Linked DNA regions of Homo sapiens: region 1 is linked to region 2. A link is a loop called in an ENCODE intact Hi-C map of the cell type or tissue named here. Cell type or tissue: PC-3. All regions are shown on one strand. Each heading gives the region's core, and the rest is flanking DNA. Links, peaks and the distances in the headings are about the cores only.

What was found. A loop is a pair of places that touch in the nucleus more often than their neighbours do. Peaks named below come from ENCODE experiments on the same cell type or tissue, not always from the same donor. Only the 100,000 strongest peaks of a DNase experiment are listed, where the experiment ranks them.
Region 1: a loop joins it to region 2, with 8 times the contacts of the local background. A loop is called at or near these places in 1 of 110 quality-filtered maps.

What each region holds. Positions count from the first base shown.
Region 1 is chr10:95,331,233-95,337,832 of GRCh38, forward strand. SORBS1 (sorbin and SH3 domain containing 1) reads right to left here. Exons shown (of 33, transcript NM_001034954.3): 30 at 5,289-6,062. Among named protein-coding and RNA genes, the nearest start is that of PDLIM1, 44 kb to the left of the region's middle. In PC-3, for the core only: no CTCF peak of the experiment used is centred there; DNase peaks (open chromatin) are centred at 2,959 and 3,449; H3K4me3 peaks cover 336 bases; H3K27ac peaks cover 2,791 bases.
Region 2 is chr10:95,211,754-95,218,353 of GRCh38, forward strand. It overlaps ACSM6 (acyl-CoA synthetase medium chain family member 6), which reads left to right. Exons shown (of 11, transcript NM_207321.3): 6 at 125-281; 7 at 1,105-1,187; 8 at 3,099-3,222. The region is part of intron 3 of LOC107984257 (a long non-coding RNA gene); the gene reads right to left. Among named protein-coding and RNA genes, the nearest start is that of ACSM6, 21 kb to the left of the region's middle. In PC-3, for the core only: no CTCF peak of the experiment used is centred there; DNase peaks (open chromatin) are centred at 2,808 and 3,258; H3K4me3 peaks cover 382 bases; H3K27ac peaks cover 2,477 bases.

The DNA of each region.
Region 1 (6,600 bases), core at 1,631-5,630, 120 kb after region 2:
CAATCCAGTGCTCTTCCCCACCCCATCCTGATTTCCCTGAAGACCCCTGCATTCATTTCATTCACTCTCTTCTGCTGTTCAGAGAAAAAACACACCTAAAAACATGGGCAACTGACCCAATGTGAAACAGTTTAGGAGTGAAAAGTCAAACCATTTCACAGGAAGTGTCCACACATCTGCAGAGTTGAGGGAGGTGGGCAGGTGACTGATTCAAAGGGTCACCGTGACTCCTGACATAACTTCTGGTCCCAGCCCCTTCTCCAGAAACCCCCTTTTCTATTCACCTGTGGACACCAGAAGCCTCACCCAAACAAGGAATGCATCATTCTCTATGCACACCTTTCATGGTCCTACCTCTGGGCCTTTGCTTGAGCTATTTGCCTCGAGTCCCACCCTCCTGCTGTACATCTGTGAGAAAACCTCTTATTCTTTAAGGCTCAGATTAAATGCTACTTTTTTGAGGAGAGCAAAATCACTTGGTGACCATCCAGCAAGCCCCAGAGGCAAAAACTCCTTATCTGAGGAATTTAGAAGGGAGCAATGACCACCTGGTGACCATCAAACAGGCCAAATTCCTTATCTGGGAAAATTAGAAGTAATTAGACTTCCCTATCATTTAAAGCAGGCATCTGGTCCCAGATTTCTTTCCCTCCAAATTTATAAGTAACTAGAATTTCTACACATCTCTGGAATGGCATGCTGAAACTCACTGTGCAACCCTTGCTGACGTTAAGGCACCAAAACATCTACAGATGTAATCATGTATCATGACCTATGTGGCCAGTATGGTCCAAATTGCCCTTAAGCTTCTGCCTTAAGGTCCATAAATGCTCCTAAGGAAAATCCACCTCAGTGCGCTCAGTCCTCTCTCACTGAGTGCCCTGCTGCACCCTTTTGCAGCGTTCTTTCTTTCTAATAAACTTGCCTTCTTCAAATCTATACTGTTATCAGTCAATTTTTCTTACCAACACTCAAGTCAACCACCTCCTCATACTGGGGCTCTGACACCCTGCCTGGCATTTTTTTTTCCTGAAGTCTCCAGACAACCACCTTCCTTCCCGGTTATTATTTCTCCCCATCTTGATCTTCCAGGATGTACTGTTTGTGACTCTCTTTCCTTATTTGCATTGTAACTATTTGGGAACAGGTCTTACTCCCCCGGTGAAGATCCTAAACTCCTTTAGTTGGAGTCAGTCATTGTTTGTCTTTTTTTTTTTTTTGAGATGGGGTCTTGCTCTGTCACCCAGGCTGGAGTGCAGTGGCCCTATCTCTGCTCACTGCAACCTCCGCTTCCTGGGTTCAAGTGATTCTCCCACCTCAGCCTACCAAGTAGCTAGGATTACAGGCATGCACCACCACACTCAGCTGATTTTTGTATTTTTTTAGAAGAGATTTTTGTATTTTTAGAAGAGATGGGGTTTCGTCATGCTGGCTGGTCTTGAACTCCTGACCTCAAGTGATCCGCCTGCCTCAGGCTCCCAAAGTGCTGGGATTACAGGTGTAAGCCACCATGTCTGGCTTGCCTTTTCTTTCATTCAACAAACATTCACTGAAGTGCCTTCCATACATTAGGTATCACGGTCCCGCCTTTGGAGCACTGATACTGTATGGGAACACAGGGAAGCAAAGGGGGCTGAGAGAGGCTCACACAGACCATTGCAGGGGCTATGGCAGCCCAAAGTCAGAGCACTAATCCACTCATGCAGGGGTGGGGGAGGCTGTCAGGAAAGGTGTTAAAGGAAATCAGAATATTTTACCCCAAAATATATTTTTTTGACATATTTTGACATGGCTGTCAGAGAGCCAGCAAAAAGAGGTAGCTCTGCAAAGCTGTCTTTTGTGCAGGAGATTTGTATTTGTAGAGAAAAATCTGCATTGATGCAGCCAGGTTTTCTCTGAGGCTTTCCCTTGTCTAGATCTAGAAAAGATTAACTGGCAGTCTGACACCTTTAAAGGCCTAAAAGGAACATTTACCATCTATTCTCTCCGAGGCTGCTACCTGTGAGCTTTCATCTAAATAACAAGACCCCTTTGCTAGCCAAGCCTTGCTTTTCTCCCTCCCATAACGTGTCTTGCTGCTTAAAATCTGATTTACCACCATAACCTGTCTTTGGCCATCCTCTGAGCCCCCACTCTTCTGTAACCTCAAGATGGTATAAGCTTCTGCACCCCATTGGTTGGGTCTTCATTCTGAAGGCTCCCGTGTCACATAAAACTATGATCGAATAAATCTGTATGCCTTTTCTCCTATTAATTTGCTTCTTGGCCGGGCGTGGTGGCTCATGCCTGTAATCCGAGGAGGCCGAGGCGGGAGGATCACCTGAGGTCAGGAGTATGAGACCAGCCTGGCCAACATGGTGAAACCCCGTCTCTACCAAACAATACAAAAATTACCTGGGCATGGTGGCATGTGCCTGTAGTCCCAGCTACTTGAGGAGGCTGAGGTTGAAGGAGTCTTGAACCTGGGGGCAGAGGTTGCAATGAGATTGTGCCACTGCACTCCAGCCTGGGTGACAGAGTGAGACCCTGTCTCAAAAAAAAAAAAAGAAAGAAAAAAATTTTTGCTTCTTGTCAGTAATTTTTAGGGAAACTTCAAGGATAAGAGGGAAACTTTCCCTTGGCCCCAACAGCTTCCTAGAAGTTACATCTAAATGGAAGCCCTGATGATGTTCACCCCTCTCTATCTCTTGCAGCTAAGTACCTGGAATATCCTAAATGCTTCAAAGAATAAATGATCATAACATTTCAGAATATCTTTTCATTTAAGGTTCTCAGGTAAAATTCCCTCCCATTATTGGTCAGATTCTCAACCTACCTCCCCAATACCTACAATAAAAGTGAACTTTTGTTTCAGCTCTTTAGTTCAGCAAGGAGAATAATGGCTGACAATTTTCTTGATACACAAACTGGTCTGGAATGCATTTTTCCAAATAAGCAACACAGCCTGTGGTCACGTCATCCTGATGGGGCTGCCAGAGAACAGTTGTCATACAAGTCCTTCCCATTTTTAGCATGTCTGTCACCCAAAGGGGGCCCAAGACACAGGAGCCCCTTCTGAAGGACCCCGTTTCCAGAGTTGTCAGCTCCTGCTCCAGCCACAGGAGGGGAAAGTGAGGGGGCTGAAGGGGAGGTGTGGGCAGCAGCCCTTTTCACACAAATGCCAGCTCTCAAGGGGGAGCGAGCCCCAGGCCACAGCCTGTGCACACCCATGGAGAAGGGGCTTGTGCCAGGAGGGCAGGAGGAAGGGAGGGGACAGGAAGTGGTACACTTGGGGTCTGGAGGCCCACCAAGAAAGGAACACCAAGTTTCAACAAGCCTGGCTTTCCAATCAACATAATCTTCAGTGTTGCCAGCTACTCCCCTCCTATCCTGCCTTAGGAAGCAGGAAGCGTATACCCCTAACCTTACTCGGAGATCCGGCACCGTGCGCACTTCCTATACACACAGGATCCTGGAATTGGGCCGGGATGATGACTCAACACTGACGATAAGGATGTCCCCGGGTGCCTTGGGTTGACTTAGAATGTTTATAGAATTGTTCCTGTGTCAGAAACGTTTAATTCTTTTCAACTAGCCACTTCACCATCTCTTCTATTCCTTCCTCAACCTGTTCCAGGGCCAGGCAAAGCCTTTGCCAGGTATTACTGCTTTCCTACAGCCCTCCACAGCAGCGGGTGACCCCACATATGGAGCCTTGGCACATGCCAAGCACCGACTTCCATGAATTACCTCACTGAATCCTTATGACTGCCCTACAAGGGATGGACTGCTTCCACTCCTGCTTAGCATGTGAGAGGTTAAGTGGCTTTCTAGCAAAAGGCTAAGCCTGATTTCTTATAAACTGCCCCATGCCGGCTCACCCTCAGTGATCCCCACTCCTGATGTGCTGGCCCACCCATGGGCCCACATGTGCTTGGCTGGAGCTGGAAGTCTGGCCTAGTGTGTCTCAAGCCTCTGTGCTCCTGTGTCCCCCAAGCATGCCTCTATTATTGCCCTGGTGATATTGCTAGGCTCCTCCTTGTTTTGAGGAGCCTTGAACTTAGGGTTCTCAAGAGGAGAGACAAATGACCTTTGTATTCTGCCCAGAGGCTGGTACCTGCAGGCCTTATTCATAGACTGAATAACTACAGCCTCAAAGGGAAACTGAGGTTGCAAGCCTAAGGGTTAAGCACTATTTACTGTGGACATCAGACATACTAGATACTTAATAAATGGCTTGGAGACATCTTCAGGAACTCAATCTGGGTCTAAGGAAGTTCTAAAAATATTCTCAGTTCTAGAAGCAATTCTAGATCACCCAAGATGGTGGCTCTATAGCTTCCGTTTATAAAGTGCTGACCATGTTCCCAGGATCATAAGCCCTTGTAATCAACCACTCTTTGAGGTAGGTGCTATCATCTCCATTTTACAGATGAGGAAACTGAGTCTCAGACAGGGGAAGCAACTCCCAAGTCACTAGACTGTAAGAGGTGGAGCTGGCATTCAAACCTGGTTGCTTCTGAGAAGTTGCCGAAAGTCTTTGACTTTCGCAGTAGTCAACAGCATAGCCAAAATCAGAATTGTGATTTGTTTAGTTGCTAAGTTCATTTCTCCAAAAAAATTTTCAGGTCTCAAAACACCCTAAGGCTACCTTTGTCCAAATGCTCTCTGGGTCTTTGTAGCTGACCCAGAGAGAAGATGGTACACTCACCCCAAAACCTGGCATGGCTATTCGAGGATACCCCATGTCAGTCAGGGCCCCAGGAGACCTGCATTCTCCTCTCCAGAACCAAAACACCTTTGTTTCATAGCAAACAAAGGCCCCGCGCTCCCACACAAACACGAGACAGGACAAAGACCTGACAGAGCCGAGCACTAGCAGAGCACCATGGGTTATGGAAACAAAGTGCATCTTACATAAAAGCAAACCACACCACACCAAAGCCTGGTGTTCTCAGCTGTGTTAGTCAAAGCAAACTGAGGGTCATCTCTAAGGCATACATGGGATGTGAGGAAGGTCTGCCTTCTCAGAGGCCCTTGCAGCAGGCCAGGAGGCATTCAAAGTAGAGATAACTTCCAAATGACCTCAAGTGGCCAGATATAGCCTGTCCTTTCCCTCCAACTGTATCCAGTCCTGGCACCTGAATTCATGTCCTCCCATTCCCTCTGGGGCCATCTCTTTGCTCCTGAGGCAAGCAAATGGTCTCACCAGCATTCACTTGGCCTCCGTAGATGGACCAGGGGCGAGACGTGCAGCCCACCCTGCCAAGTGAGACGCCAAGTGCACACGCGGCATGCTGCAGTCCTACCTGGCTCCCACCTCTCCGAGCAGCTTTCCTCCCCGCCTGCTCGCCACCTCTATGCCGCTCTGTCTGCTCAGCCTCACTTCCTGGAAAAGCGCTACCCAGGGGCTTGCCGGGCCGGCTCTCCTCAGGGGTGTTGAGATCTGAGAGTCTCTGTTCAGTACTCAGGCACCTGACCACGTCTGAAGGCTTCAAGCAGCTCTTCTTAGAGATCTTGGGTCCACCAGGGCCTCTTTCGCCTGCCCCCCTCTCTGCTTTCCTCTCATATTGTCCACTCTCTTCGCGCCATGGCTGCCTCTTGCTCTGGCTGCTAAAGGCATCACTAAGCTGGGAGATGACACTATCAGAGCTCCCCAGCGGCAGCTGCAAGAAGCTATCTTGGTGGATGCCTGAAGATGGCGTGTGGACACCACCGTCTCCATTCATGTGAAGGGAGGCCTGGGAAGTAGGTGCTAGGGAGTAGGTTTTGTGTGGGGAAGGTAGGGCCAGTGGAGAAGCTACTGATCGTGGGGTGGGACGATCTGACCAACTCAAATGGGGGAGGCTGAGAGACAGGGAGGGACTGGCCCTTGGTGACAAGGCGAGGTGGTCAGTGTTATAGATAGAAGCCTCTGGCAGAGGAGGCAAGGGTGGGGTCAGGGCCAGAGAACGCCTGCCTGGGACCCCCACAGTCAGTGAGATCCACTCAGAGGTGACAGCGTGCATCTCGGGGGACAGGGCTCGGCGGGAGTGGGGCAGAGATGAGGGGGCTGGCGTGATGAGCTTGCTGTGACTGGAAAACTTAAAAAGAAGAAAAGAGAGGAAAACAAAAGAAAGAAGCAAAAGGTACAAGTGTCAGCATAAAGGAAAAAGAAGGAAAATAATCACAAGGGGTATATAAAGAGGAATGAAATGGAGAGGATGAGCAAGGACACTCTGGTGTCCAAAAAGGAAATCCTCAGGTTACATCTGGGGAGAAACCAGGATGGGTGAGTGTGCGTTTGAGCATGTGCGAGCGTGATCCTGATGTGTGCAGGCAGGGGGTGGAGGAAGCAGTGAGAGGTGTGGAGATGGGGAGAGGTTCCCGTCAGAGTAGTGACGGATGAGGCCGCCCTGCTTTGCAGAATCAGATTTTCAAAGGGACACATTGGAAGCTCCCCATCCCAGCCAACCCAGCCCCTGTGCATCCAGATCCCTGACCCGGAACCATACGGGGAAAGGTGGCCCCACACTGCCATGGCCCTTCCCTGGGGTTTTATTTTCTCTGGGAGCTCAGCAGAGTCTTCCAGAGAGGAGTATGAGTAGTGTACTAGTTTTGTTTTACAATCACTCTTGGCTA
Region 2 (6,600 bases), core at 968-4,967:
TGCCTGTTTTCATTTGTGTGATCTTTGTTTCTCCCCACAGGTCAGGGCTTGATAATAGCAAGTATTATTGTTGTTGCTAGTACCAGCACGAGAGAATTCAAATGGCTTTCCTCTTTCTCTTTAGACGGTGGATGGATCTCCAGCCAACAGATGTCTTGTGGAGTCTGGGTGATGCCTTTGGTGGATCTTTATCCCTGAGCGCTGTCTTGGGAACTTGGTTCCAAGGAGCCTGTGTGTTTCTGTGTCACATGCCAACCTTCTGCCCTGAGACTGTTCTAAATGTAAGATCAATTCCTAGTGTGGAATGTGTGGGACAAAGGCCAGAGAGAGGCATTAGCAATGACCCAGTGACTCATGCCCAGAATGGGGCAAATCAAGAGTTAAATTTGGAATGTGATCTTGACTTGAAGATGCTCTCCCTGCTTGTGAGAGCAATGCTCTCTCTCTTCCCTAGGGGCTTTGCAATTAGGAAGACTTGGCTACTTCCATTGTATCACTGAGAAGGAAACTTTTAAAAGACAATAGTGATATTGAGGAAGATAATATTAATATCAGTTATCATTTACTGATTACTTACTGGCACTTCATATGGATTATTTCATCTCCCCAAGAACCCTGTGAGGGAAGAACTGGGGAAACTGATTCTCACAGAGGTTAAGTAAGTAGCCTAAGGAATCACAGAGGCAGAACTAGGAATTAAACTGTGGTCTACTGAACTCCACAGCACAATTTCTACACTGCTGTGCTAACCTCTCAACTGCTGCACAATCCACAATTTTGCTGGCAACATCTAGGCTTATTATTTAAAGCGACAAAGATCAAAACAAGGCTTCTTGGATCCAGAAGTAAATGCCTCGCTGTGTATGCATTCGGTTATCAGTGATTAATATGATAGCTCCTATGTTCACAGAGCTAAAGCTAAATTCTCTCCCAAGGTGTGGAAGGTGGGGAATCACTAAGTCTTTGAGATAAAAGGCATCCCCAAGCTGAGTTTCAAAGTCTGTGACCCTCTTCCCTGGACTTTCCCGCCTGGACCCCTGCCACAGTCTCACTGTCTCTCCCACCTCACATGCAGATTTTGTTTTTCCTTCCTTTGGGGCCCAGGTCCTGTCCAGATTTCCCATCACCACTCTATCTGCAAATCCAGAGATGTACCAGGAACTGCTTCAGCACAAGTGTTTCACCAGGTAAGAGAGGATCCCTCAGGAGAGAGTCCATTTCCACTCATGGTACCATAAATAAAATTAGGACCCCTTAATTTGTTGAAGTAGATCCAATCTTACCCTCCGGTAACACACTTGTCTTGTTGCCATTCATGACAACAACTCCATTAGTGTGTGTGATTTTTTATTCCCTTGCAACTTGAAATCCATATCTTGACCCAGAACATAAAATTAAATTATAATTAGAAGGTTGAGTTTGTTAAAAAATTTATAATTATACCTCCCTTTAAAAAGATAAACATTAAAGACAAATATACTACCTTTAATTCAAAAAGTAAATATTAACCCATTTCCCATTTTGAAGAAAAAAAAATGTGTAATTCACCGCCAGCACTCATTTCTCAGAGCAAACGGGAAATGAGTTATAGACAAAGACCACCTTCTCTCTTGGATATGAATTCTTCTAGGCCTTTTTAAAACAAATTTATACCTATGTGTATCTACCTATCCATCTATCCCAAAAGAAACATATTATGATATTGGGGTGGGATTATATAGATGGTATCTGTTTATATCATAGTGAAACTTGCATTTTTTTCACACTATTCCTTAAAGCTCTATTTATGATAATATGGGTAATACATTTTTAATCATTGCATAGTATTCTTTAGTATGAATGAATTGTACATTAATAAGCCAAGTACCTATCAAAGATAGTTGAATCTTTTCTAAGCTGCTGAAATGAGCATCATTGCACACACCCCACAATTCCCTAGGGTACCAACTAAGAAGTAGAATTGCCAATCATCATCGATAAAGATTAATGAGAAATCACAGGTTCTCAATCATTGTATCAAGCCTTAGTGTTTGCTAAATAATCATTTAAGTGTAAATTTCATTTTAGCTATGTGGGCAAGGACATAAACTCTACAGAAGGAAACAACCATGGTAGCAAACAATACCACCGTATTAAATTATGTTGACATGAAGGAACGCCTAGTTCATTGGCATTTTGTGGAGCAGTTAAAAATCGCTATGATTAAATATGGTATATCTTTATTCAGCAACATTCCATCTCATATAAAATGTTCAGATTATTTCTTAAACCCTTAAAAGCACTTAAAAATTTTAAAATAGTCATCTCTCGCTTATACCCTGAAATTAATAATATAAAGGCAATGATGTAATGGTATATTTGGGATTAATTCAGAATCAGTTCTCCAATTTTGATCTTGCTTAGTCTTGGGACCTAACTGGGCAGGCAGTTATTATCTAATACAGATGAGCTACCACATTACCATTAATATGGTACATTCATGTATTCAGAATATACAGGGTCACTGCCTCTATCTGAGACCATAAAAAGTTTTGCTATAATCTTCCCACACTTGACCCTTCCACTGGACATCACCAAAATCAAATAAACATAAAATGAATTGTGGGTTTATAAAAAATGCTCACTACTATTCTATTGTTGGGGCGCTGTGGAAACTTATAATATCTAGAGATTTTGAGCCTAGTTTATAAAATTAGTGGCTCTCTTTCCACCTCCAGACTTCAGAAAATTAGTTCCTTTTTTACCTTACCATTGCTGACACATCCTTCACAAACACTTCTGGCTTTGGGAGAGGTAATAAAACTCAGAAGGGTTTCTGCAGAAGGCTGGCTTCCTGCCATCAGTTAGCACTGGTTGATTTGCTTTTAACATTAATGCCGCTTGTCCAGAAGAGTAAATGAGAGTCTTCATGGAGATTGATCTAACTGGGGTGTCTGAATAGATTATCTAATAGAGTAGTATTAAGAACATCAACCACCACTTAATGAGCATTTCCTGTATTGGAATAACTGCATCATTTTTCCAAGATTCTTTCTAACAGACCTGTTATTGGTAGAAATATTCCCTGAGGCTAAGAACAACTTTTGATGCCTCTCCAGCTACAGATTCAAGAGTCTGAAGCAGTGTGTGGCTGCAGGAGGACCCATCAGCCCTGGGGTGATTGAGGACTGGAAACGCATCACTAAGTTGGACATCTATGAAGGCTATGGGCAGACGGAAACTGTAGGTTGATGCTGACTCACTATTTAGCCAGAAACCAAACTTGCCCATTCACTGTGTAAGCACACTGTCAAAGCACTAAGCACGCACTAGAAATGCACAACTGGATCTTAAGCACAGGAAGAGGAAATGGCTTAAACTAGGGAGACCCCTCTTCCATGATAAGACAAAGAATTACAGGTACAGATAACTTACAGATTTACAGATTTCACAACAGAAACTTGAACTAGTTTCCACCTGACAATTCCTGCCCTCTTTGTGGAGTATAAGGCAATATCATGTGATAAGAATGAAAAAATGATGGGGTACAAGTCTGAGTGGAGGATGTTTAAAATTATCACTGCTGAAAATGGAAGAAAGAGTAGATTATGAAAATAAAGGAGAAATGGGTTATGATAAGAGCACATTTGAGGTTGGAGAGCATTAATCTTCAAAGTCACTAACTATTTAGTTGTGTCATTTTCTCCAATATCACTCTAAAACACAGATGAAAAGCATGGTAAAAGTGGACAGTTAGATTGGAACAGGATTAACATTTTGCCAAGAAGGTGCAATAAAAGGGCAGCAGGCAAGGGATATAGGGATATTGGCATTAAGATGAAAGACTAAGAAACTAAGCTGATCAGAGAAGGAAGGGAATTCAAGAAAAGGCAGATCAGTGGTGAGAAGACAAGGCACTGGAGATGTCAATGGAGCTGGAAGGACTGAAGATAATTGTCTTAGTCTGCTCAGGCTGCTGTAACAAAATATCATAGATTGAGTGGCTTAAACAACCAAAGTTATTTTTCTCACAGTTCTAGAGGCTGGAAGTCCAAGATCAGAGTGCCAGAAAGGCCGGGTTTTAGGAAGAGTCCTCTTCTAGGTTGCAGACTACCAACTTCTCATGGTGTTCTCACAGACAGGGAGAGAGAGAGAGACCAAGCTCTTTCCAAGCTCTTTAGTGTCTTTCAGTTTGTTTGTTTGTTTTTAAAGAGAGGCAGGGTCTTGCTTTATTGCCCCAAACTAGAGTGCAGTGGTGTGACCATAGCTCCCTGCAGCCTCAAACTCCTGGGATCAAGAGATTCTCCAACCTCAGCCTCTCAAACAGTTGGGACTACAGGTGTGCACCACCATGCTTGCTATTTATTTTATTTTATTTTTTAGCACAGACACAGACTTGCTATGTTGCCCAGACTGGTTTCAAACTCCTGGCCTCAGGGACCTTCCCACCTCAGCAACCCAGCATATCCAAGATGACAGACACAATTCACTGTGCCCAGCATCTCTTCTTATAAGGGCACTAATCCCATCATGAGAGTGCCACCCTCATGACCTCATCTAAACCCAATGACCTCCCAAAGGCCTCATCTCCAAATACCATCACAGTGAGCAGTAGGGAATTAGCACATAAATTTTGAGGAGACACATCACACTCCCTGGAGATCAGGATCAAGGAAGGAAGAGACTGGGGGTAGAACTGATCATTCATATGGCTGCAGGAGGCACTAGGGATGACAGCGGGACCTGGAATCAAAGGAAAGATAATGAACCTCATGCTGAAGGCCTTAATGGATAAGGAATGACTGAGAGGTTGGTAAATTATAGACAACAAAGAGTGGTATAGGGTGGTAAATGTAAATGGCATGAATCTCAAAAAGACAAGGGAATTGCACATAGCGTCAGAGAAGTAATGGTCAGAAGGTGGTATTGGGAGCTCAAAAGATGCCAAACCCAAGGAATATAAAAGGATCAACATCCCCCACTTGAAAAAAATAAGTAGAAACCTCTTCCCATGGAAGAGCCAGGTCTCTGGAAAGGTAACTGATGAAGAGAACATCCAGTAAAGAGGATATAGATGTGGATGTAGAATAGTTCCTTAACCACTCAATTGATGTTCTATCTAGACACCATGTGAAAAGTTTCTGGAAGGAAAGAGTCAGGGAACAAACAGTCCTGTTCCTGCAACATGAGGATGAAAATAAGCAGGAAAGCTTATATGATGGAAACACCACAGATAAGAATGTAGAGCTGGTACCTTAGGCTGGTGGCCAAATTTTTACATGAATTGGTTTCAGTGTTTTCCAGGTAGATAGGAACAAAAGAAAATAGAGAAGTGGGCCAGGAGCAGTGGCTCACGCCTGTAATCCCAGCACTTTGGGAGGCCAAGGCAGGCAAATCACAAGGTCAAGAGATTGAGACCATCCTGGCCAACATGTGAAACCCTGTATTTACTAAAAATACAAAAAATTAGCCGGGTGTGGTGGCACGCACCTGCAGTCCCAGCTACTCGGGAGGCTGAGGCAGGAGAATCACCTGAATCTGGGAGGCGGAGGTTGCAGTGAGCCAAGATCGCACCACTGCACTCCAGCCTGGGGACAGAGTGAGACTCCATCTCAAAAAAAAAAAAGAAAAAGAAAAAGAAAATAGGGAAGTGTTGCCTGGATTAACTGCATTCACTGCCAGATGGTCCATAAAATAGGCTTCCTGAGAAGCAAAAACACAAAATATTTTTGAGAGAATTGAATACCCAATGTTTTTAAAACATTCAAATAGCATGGGAGAAATAAGAATTTGTGGTGGGGGGCAGGGGGATTTCTTACATTTGTTTTATATATTACTACTGTTTTTATTAATTATACTAAGAAGGGAATTCCATAATCTTGGTAACACCAAAGCCTTTTTATAGGACTTAGTTCTGTCATACGTCCAAAAAAAATTCTTTGGTGACTAAGAAAACCTCAGACTGTGTGGGAGAAGACAAAACAGCCAAATTGATAGCCTAGGCTCTGGGGAGAGGTCTATAGTTTGAGGACCCTGGTGGAGCTATGTAGTTCCATATGGCTCAGGAAACATCCTCACTTAGAAAGCTAAAGAAAATTCAGAACACAAGGTTCAAAACTTTGAGACCTCATAGTCAAGCTCACGCTTGGTACGCAAGTTACAATTCAAAACTGTAAAAGAGGGAACTTGAGAAATGATCAAATTCTGTCTCAGATTCTGTCTATACTACACTCACAGATCCATTTAATTACATCCAAAGAGTTGACATTTTCAGCACCCAGGACTCATTGCATTGTATTTCCCCACTGATCTCAGGTTGTGAATGATTCTGTCTAGCAAGAAAACAGCACATCTTAGGCAGTAATGATTTTGGCTTTATCTTTCTTTTTATGAAATACAAATATAACTGACACTCAGAACATCTGAAATAAGGCAAGGTTGATACACTAAGTTGATATGACTCCAGCAACACCTAATAAACTTGGCATTTTTAGTTAGTCACACAACCTGCATGGGAGAAAATGTACATCTTCCATTTAATTGTAATGTACTGGCAATAGCTAAGGAGTCTTGTGTTTTGTGAGCATTATTTGGGATGCAAGTGATGGAAACATATTTCAA